Regions from separate parts of the Homo sapiens genome. Here region 2 is linked to region 1. A link is a contact called in ENCODE Hi-C or POLR2A ChIA-PET data. All regions are on one chromosome and are shown on one strand. The core of a region is the stretch at or near the end of the contact, and the rest is flanking DNA. Distances in the headings are between cores, read along the strand shown.

The links. Hi-C counts contacts between places; a loop is a spot of excess contacts on that map. ChIA-PET counts read pairs that join two places held with the same protein, here RNA polymerase II (POLR2A). Pooled maps may share reads with other maps.
Region 2: a map of PC-9 shows a loop between it and region 1 (12-fold over the local background). The contact joins the promoter of ZNF35 here to the promoter of ZNF852 in region 1. A Hi-C loop is called at or near these places in 3 of 168 maps with a recorded cell type or tissue (B cell, Calu3 and PC-9), 14 of 37 single-sample maps with no recorded cell type and 13 of 50 pooled maps. POLR2A ChIA-PET finds 5 or more read pairs at or near these places in 6 of 52 experiments (B cell, CD4-positive, alpha-beta T cell, HEK293T and 3 more).

Annotation. Positions count from the first base shown.
Region 1 is chr3:44,508,343-44,512,621 of GRCh38, forward strand. It overlaps ZNF852 (zinc finger protein 852), which reads right to left and starts at 2,275. Exons shown (of 4, transcript NM_001423469.1): 1 at 2,211-2,275. RefSeq lists enhancers at 1,658-2,434, 2,435-3,211, 2,670-2,729 and silencers at 2,040-2,199, 2,210-2,269, 2,400-2,449.
Region 2 is chr3:44,646,718-44,650,996 of GRCh38, forward strand. It overlaps ZNF35 (zinc finger protein 35), which reads left to right and starts at 2,015. Exons shown (of 4, transcript NM_003420.4): 1 at 2,015-2,117; 2 at 4,224-4,279. ZNF660-ZNF197 (ZNF660-ZNF197 readthrough) reads left to right here. Exons shown (of 8, transcript NR_147692.2): 8 at 1-1,754. It overlaps ZNF197 (zinc finger protein 197), which reads left to right. Exons shown (of 6, transcript NM_006991.5): 6 at 1-1,754. All of the region lies in intron 2 of ZKSCAN7-AS1 (ZKSCAN7 ZNF cluster antisense RNA 1), which reads right to left. RefSeq lists enhancers at 1,700-2,259, 2,138-2,307, 2,388-2,497.

The sequences.
Region 1 (4,279 bases), core at 1,025-3,524:
CATAGGGCCCCACCTCTTTCCAGGATCTCTGCCCCACTACATGCCCTAAGAGACCTTAAAAATCCCTCTTCACCACACCCAGAGGAGGGTACTTTGAGCATGAGCTTTTCCTTCTCCATTCCTTCATCAACAAATAAAGTTTCTGCACTGCTTAACGAAACTTGGTCTCATTTTATTGGCATGAACACCACCAGGCAGGTAAAGGACCCACTGAAGTCAAACGACTTCCCTTGAGAGTTGGTAACAGTAGCATTACAAGTCAGTGGGAAAAATTAAACTAGTCAATGAATTGTGTTGGGACAATTGGCTAGGCAAATAAAAATAGTAAGTAAAATCACACAAAAAATAAAGAAACTTAAAAAACAAAGCTAAAAGGCTGGGTGCGGTGGCTCACGCCTGTAATCCCAGCTCTTTGGGAGGCCAAGGTGGGTGGATCACAAGGTCAGGAGTTCAAGACCAACCTAACCAAGATGGTGAAATCCCATCTCTACTTTAAAAAAAAAAAAAGCCAGATGTGGTGGCAGGCGCCTGTAATCTCAGATACTCGGGAGGCTGAGGCAGAGAATTGCTTGAACCCAGGAGGCAGAGGCTGCAGTGATCCAAGATTGTGCCACTGCACTCCAGCCTGGGTGACACAGAGTGAGACTCTGTCTCAAAAAAAAAAAAGAAAAAAACCATAAAGACTCTAAGAACCCTGGTGTAACCAAGAATTTCTTAAGACAACAAAATGAAAAGAGTGAATATATTTGAATACATCAATATGAAAAAAATCTCTGTCCAAAAGAAAAGCAAAAGAAAAAAACACCAAACACAAACCACTAATAGATGTGGAAATGTAATAGCCAACAGGAAGGATAGTTTGAAAGTCCACAGTAAAACTAAAAAGACATATTCCTTACGCTACAGGAATTTAACTTGTAAGAATCTGCCCTGAAAAACACTTGCACGGGTATTCAGACATTTACACAGGTATTTACTAAAATATTCTCTGTAATAACATAATACTGGATTTAACCTACTTGTCCATCAATATGGCTAAATAAAAGTAGCATTTTTATAGGATGAAATACCATACAGCACCTAAAAGGAACATACTAGATCCTTATGCATCACCATGACTGTTCCACTATTCACCAGGTGGCCAGGCTGTGCTGCCAAGATTAAAAGGCCATCCAAGGAAGGGATAGCACATGATTTGAGGTCGCTGAGGACAGATACCAACCACATCAGGCCCCAAGAGGTACAGCGTATACTTACAGCAAAAGGAGAAACAGGGAACAAGATCCAGCCTCCTGCAATGCAAAGAGCCCCCACACCCAGCAGATCCACTCCACAGCTATAGGGCTGGTGTGATGCACACACCCCACTTAGTAAGGAAGAAAGATCTCAATCCACCCTCCCCACTCCTATGGGGTGTGAAATACAGAAGGCTGAGAGAATGAATGAAGGCCACTGACTTAAGAGATTAAACACAACAAAGGAGTACACATGAAGCCTGAAACACTGAAAGACACAAGGCATTAAATGCAGCAGCACAGGCTGTGAGGGCTCTAACTCTGCAAGGAAATGTTCCAGGCTCAAGGTCACTCTTACATTCTTAACTTGGCAATGGGCTATTTAAAAAAAAAAAAAAGACATTAAAAACTGTCAATTCTTCTTGTCTCCCAGTTTAGATATTCCTTCTTTCATTAATTTAACAAACACCTTCTAGGAGCACCTACTATTTCCCATACACTAAGGTAACAGCAGTTAATAAAGCAAACAGAAAGCACTGCCCTGGCAAGGGGCTTATGGGAAGATAACCAATAAACAAATACATGCTATGTTAGACGGCGACAGGTGCCAGGAAGTGAAATAAGACAAGAAAAAGGGAGAAGTCTATGCCAGATGTTTTCAATGTCAGGAGACCTGGAGACTAAGATTTCCGGACGGTGGCTACTTTCACTTTTCTTCCACTTATCTAATTGTCTCTAATAAGTACGCTTTATTCGCATAATTGGGTGAAAAGATAAAGCCAGAAGAAACCGGGAATTTTCCAGATTCTCTGCCCCAGACGCCCGGGGGGCGAAGAGGTATGCCCTCGGCGCGGCCGGGCGGGATCCACGGCCAGACCCCCGCCCCGGGTGCAGCCTCCAGGCCCGGCCTCACCTGCCACTCTCGCACGCACAGCCGCCCCCGCTCCGCACCCCGCGCCCCGCCGGGCCGCTCACCGACTCCGCCGCCGAGAGACAATCATCCAAACGCCGCCACCGCAGCCGACCGCCCCGCGCCTACCTCCCAGCTTCCCCAGTTGCGCACGCGCGTCGCCTCCCCGGGCCCTCTGCGGCCTCTCTAGGAAACTGGGAGGGCCAACATCTCTGCTTCTCCCTGGGCCCAGGGCCGCTGGCGGCGGGCGGCGGGCGGCGGGCGGCGGGCGGCGGGCGGCGGGCGGCGGGGCTTGTCCAGCATCCTTCGCCTCCTTCCGCGGACACTTGTCTTCCACGCTCTGATGCCCAGGCGCGCTCCAGAACTCTATCGGCTTTGGCGTATTATCCTACATCCCTCCCATCGGTTCTGCACGGCTGCCCTGGAGGCCTCTTTTCCTTCAGGGAAGAAAGGGATCCAAAGCTAGCGGTGAAAATAGAGCCAGCGGCCTGGCGCGGTGGCTCACGCCTGTAATCCCAGAACTTTGGGAAGCCGAGGTGGGCGGATCACGAGGTCAGGAGATCGGTGGCTAACACGGTGAAACCCCGTGTCTACTAAAAATAAAAAAAAAGTAGCTGGGTGTGGTGGCGCGGCGCCTGTAATCGCAGCTACTTCGGCGGCTGAGGCAGGAGAATCGTTTGAACCTGGGAGGCGGAGGTTGCAGTGAGCCGAGATCGTGCCACTGCACTCCAGCCTGGGAGACAGAGCCAGACTCCGTCTCAAAAAACAAACAAACAAAAAAATAGGGCCAGCACATCCCCAAACATAAAACCCTTGAATGGAGAAATTCCCAAACAAGGCAATAAGCCCAGCACTGGCCGTGAGAGTTTATTATCCCCTTTTAAGTAAATGCTACAAGCCCTAGGCGCACTTTTGCAACTGTTCAAGGGTCATCAGGCTGCACATGACTGACCAAGACACTCAGTTGCCCACTTTGGATGGAGCTACAGCTTTGTGGGAAAAACAGATAATAGAAATTACACAAATACATCAATGTCAAGTGGTTACGAACACTGTTGAAATGTAACAGAGTTATTTAATTGACAGCGACTGATGATAATGCTTGTATTTTTTCTGGTACTTTTCTGTATACTTCCGGTAGCTCATAACACACTGGCTGCCATGCATTGATTTGAGTTGCCCAAGGAAATAGAGTCAGTAACTGGAATAGCCACTGAATCCAAATCTTTTGGTCTTTTCACTACTGTGCTTCATAAAAGCTCTCCCGTCCCACGTCCCTGTAGAGGGAGAGTTGGGGATAGCATGGCTCCTAGCTGAGATCCCAGAAGCTAGGGGTAGAAGGTTGTGGGCAGGATAGTGAGGAGGGCAAGATTCCAAGGAAAACTAAAATCCCTGCCCAGGAACGGTTACCACCTGGGAAAGCAGGAATGACCCAACGCATCAAGGCCCAGAGTGTACTCAAAGAACAACAGGTTAGGATGAGGGTCAAAACTCAGACCAGAAAGAGCATTAGCTGAGCTTGGTGGTGCACGCCTGTAGTCCTAGCTACTGTGGAGGCAGAGGCGGAAGGATCGCTTGGGCCGGGGAGGTCGAGGCTGCAGTGAGCTATGATTGGGGCAGTGTACTCCAGCTTGGGCGACAGAGCGAGACCCAAGGAAGGAAGGGAGGAAGGGAGGGAGGGAAGTGAGAAAGAGAGAAAAGGAATGAAAGAGAGAAGGAAGAAAGAGAGAGAACGAGAAAGAGCAGGCTGCTTCTTGGGCTACAACCTGGAGAGGCTGTGTAACATTATGAGTTGGAGAAGCAGGTACAAAATAGTAAAAACTTCTATAAAGTAGACTAACAGCATGTGGCAGAACAGTGGGTTTTTAAAGGTGGGAACAAGAGAACCAAACAATAGCAAAAATAGATTGATTAACATCAGGTTACTTTTCTTTTAAGGATTAAAGCAGAGGGGGCCTTCCTTATGCTGACTGGGGTTAACTGGGCCCTTTCTGAATGGTTGCTATGAATCTCCTGTTTGCAGGAAAAACTGGTCTGTTAGGGGATTCACATACTTCTATAAAATTTCAGTTTGATTATGTGGCATTTAGCATTAGGAATTCCTTCATTTATTTATTTATTTATTTTGAGACGG
Region 2 (4,279 bases), core at 765-3,264, 140 kb after region 1:
ATAAAACATGGATGAGGAGGCTTGTTTTTAAAAGATAATACTAGAGAGCCGTTAGGTACTAAGAACCAGAAATAGACTCACATAAATGGCCAATTGATTTTTGACAGGGGCAAAAGCAATTCAATGGAGGAGGGATCGCCTTTTCAGCAAATACTGTTGGAGTAATTGGATATCCATAGGCAGTAAACCAACAACTTCAGGACCTAGGACTGAGCTAAGAAGGCTCAGATGACTCAAAAGCATGCTCCTTAGAAGGAAAAAAAATGTTAAATTGGACTTCATCAAAATTAAGATAATTTACCCTGTAAGAGACCTTTTTACAAAGATGATATTACAGGTTGGGAAAAAATATTTGCAAATCATATCCAACAAGGGATTTGTATGTAAACTACATAAAGAACTTTCCAAATTTAACAGTAATAAGTAAATACAATTAGAAAATAAGCAAAAGACAGACATTTCACTGAAGTATAGATAGCAAATAAGCAAATGAAAAGATGTTCAACATCATTAGGCATGAGGGAAATGCAGAGTAAAATCGTGAGATATCACCTATCAGAATAGCTTAACTTTTTTTTTTTAATGGTGGTAACTGCTGGCAAGGATGAAGAGAAACAGGATCTCATACATTGCTGGGAATGTAAAATGGTACAGCCACTCTGGAATATAATTTGGCAGTTTCTTGTAAAACCACACATGTATATGTCATGCTTCAGGAATTGCACTTCTGAGCATTTATCCCAGAGAAATGAAAACTTGCGTTCACACAAAAACCTGTATACGAATGTTCATAGCAGCTTTATTTGTAATGGTCGAAACCTGTAGGCAACCCATATATCCTTCCTTAGGTGGTTAAAACAAATTGTGGTTTATGTATTACCATGGAATACTTGTTACTCTGCAATAAAATTGACTTATTGATATCCATAACAACTCAAATAAATTTCAAGGGAATTAATGCTGAGTGAAAATAATCACAAAAGGCCATATTCTGTATGAAAATATTCATATAACATTCTCAAAATGATAAAACTATAGAGATGAAAAATGGATTAATGGTTGCCAAAGGTTAGGGATGGTGGGAGGAAAAATGGGGAGAGGGTTGGATGGAACTATTAAAAGGTAGCACCAGAAAGGTCTTTGTGGTGATGGAACACTTGTGTATCTTGATTGCAGTGGTGGTTACACAAATCTATAGGTGCTATACCTATACACACATACTGTACCAATGTTGATTTCCTTTTTCATTTTATGTAAGATGTAACCATGAGGGGAAAGTGGGTGAAGGGTGCTATCTTTGCAACTTCCTGTGATTCTATCATTTCAAAATAAAAAGTAAAAACCAACAATGGCAACGAAAACCCAAAACTAAAGAGCTGTAACCAACTAAAGTGTGTGAAACTGATTTGAAAAAAAGTTATAAAATACATGTTTTAGGACAGTTGGGAAATTTGAATATGACTGGTTATTAGATGGTATTAGGGAATTTTTGTTGATTTTCTTACCTGTGACGGTGGTGGTAGTTTGAAGAATATTCTTAATCTTAAGGGATGCATGTTGAAGTATTTGGAATGAAGTGTTCTGATGTTTACAACTTTCAAAAAAATGATTTTAAATATGTATTGAGAGATCAGGCAAACATAGCAAAATGTTCATTGTTGAGTCCACATGGAAAATACGGGTATTCAATGTGCCATACTTTCAACTCTTCTGTACTCTGATATTTTCAAAATAAAACATTTGAGGGGAAATTATCAGGGCTTTCTACAGATTAATGCTGTGTAGCTTCAGGCTCTTGGGTGCGCGCCTCGCCTGAGTGTCTCATCCCTGCTTGGGATGCGCCCCTCCCTGAGGCTCACTTAGAGCTTCCAACAGCACAATCCTCCTAAGCGCTTCTGCCCCATCCCTGGTCTGGGGCGACATTGGACACCCATCGAGAGGAAAGCACCTCCGAGGTTCCTAGAGAGGCCGGCTTGGCGACTTGGGGAGCCGGAAGCCCATCCCGAGGCACTTCCTGTCCGGTCATTGTTCTCGTGCCGGTAGAAGCTGAAGTACCGGTCAGCCAGCCTCCTGCTGCAGAGCCAGTGAACTCAGGTCGGGCTTCTCAGCTGCGCACAGTGAGTGGGGTCGGAGGGGGTGGGCACGAACGTCGAGGGAGAAAAAGGGGCTCTCCCAGGGGCCATGGCCCTAGGAGCGGCCCCTGCGTCCTTTCCCCGGGGACACCAGCCTTGTCTGTCGGGGTGCGGGGGGCAGTGAGTTCCCCACCGCCTCGGAATCCCGGCTGCTGCCCACCTGGGGCCTGGTCCGGGAGAGGATGCACACGGACCGGCCAAGGGGCCAGATAGGTCCCAGGGACAGGGCCGCGAGGAGCCTATACGTGGAAAGAATGGATTGCCACGTTTGGAAATAGAGAAAGGACGTTGAAAGGGAGCCTTTGATAGAGGGCCCTGTGCCGTCTGGGACCGGAGGTCCGTCAGAATCTGATCAGAAGTCTGATGAGAGTACTCACTGTAGGCAGTCTTATACACAAGGTGGAACTAGTCTTAAGGACCTTCATACCAGATTGAATTCGGATAGTGATGGAAAGAATAGTCCTCCAGAATTAAGGTTTGTCACAGGAATGAAAGTATTGCATTACTTAATAAATTCAGTGTATACAGTAAGTGGCCAGTAAGTTGACATGGGGAAAAGAGTATGATCACTTCAATAGCAGCAACAGGGGATTGAATAAGATTTCGCACCCTTTTCCAATAAAACATTCAAAGGGGGTTAGAAAGAAAAATTTCAATCTCTTCATAAGCAATCAAACTAGTAAGGTTATTTTGCTCACAGGTTAAAAACAAAAACCCTGCTGGCTTAGCTGTGATAAAGGGTTACTGTCAATTAGTGGGGGTGTGAATTGGCATGGTGCTTTTGGAAAGCAATTTGACAGTACATATCAACCAGCAAATCCTTGAACCAGTAATTCTCTGATTATTCTAAAGGAATAATTCAGCAAAAAAAAAATATTTACAAAGAAAAACTTTTAAATATTAATAAAATGGAAATATAAACTTTTACTAAATAAATGGTTCATAAATAGAATATGATTAAGTAAATGATAATATAGCCACAATTTAGAATACTATGCCAGAATGAGGTAGTTCTATATGTGTTGTATTGAAAGATTGTTAAGACTATTGTGAAATACGGAAATTGAGTTAAAAAACAATGCAGGTTGCTGAACAGTATATAACTGTGATGATCTAAAGTATGTTTTTGAAAAATAAGCAATATGTGTGAAGGTGAACATATAAGTATGTAAATGCAGAGAAAATGGGTTAGGACTCCCATCTAAACTGATAAGTACTTTGTGTGTGTGTGTGTGTGTGTGTGTAGTGTGTGTAGGTTATATATTTAATTCTATATATTTCTGTATTACTTGATCCTTTTTCAATGAGAGTGAAGATTTATCAACACCATAGGTTATTGTGTAGCATTTAAAATAAGCATGAAGAATGGCAACATGAAAGTAATCTTTTTTTAAATCTTAAGTGTAATATTTTATCTCACAGGACATTTGGAAGCTATGGAAAATGTAAAAATCAAACAAAAAAAATGAAAAGAACCTTAAAACTACCTGTAATTACACCATCCAGAGTTAACTACCCACTGCTAACACGTTGGTATAAAGACTCCCAGTCTTTTTCTTGGGATCCTTTTGTTCACATTATTTTGTATCCTTGGCAATAAAAAATCTTTTTGTTGTAAAATCCTTTTTTAAAAAATGCTATGATGATAATTGTGAAAATATGTATCCCCAAAGTCAAAAACAAGAATTTGTAAAATCATAATTATTAGTAGTATGGTTGGAGATTTTCCTTTGAAAGAAATATCTTAAATCTTAAAATGTATAGTGGTTATCTCTTTGGAGGTAGACCGAGATGATTTTTCTTAATCATTTGCTGCTTTTAAGTTTTTACAATAAAAGTAAGTTAACTTTTAATCAGGAAAAAATCAATAAACATTATATAAAGCTGTTTGCAATGTGGTTATTATGGGAAGATATTACATATTTATAGTCCAACCCCTTCATCCTATGAGGGAGGAATAGAGGATTCCATGTCCTACATTGGCCCCTGGCCAGGCGCTGGTGAAATTTGCCGGTGTGGCATCCGGCAAATTTGCTAAGTGGCATCCAGCAAATCTCTCCTTGGTGCTAACAGTGTTTTCTGATTTCTCAGTAGGCAGTACTCATCTTGGCCCTGGGAAGAAACTCAAGAAGAAGCTTTTGAAACAT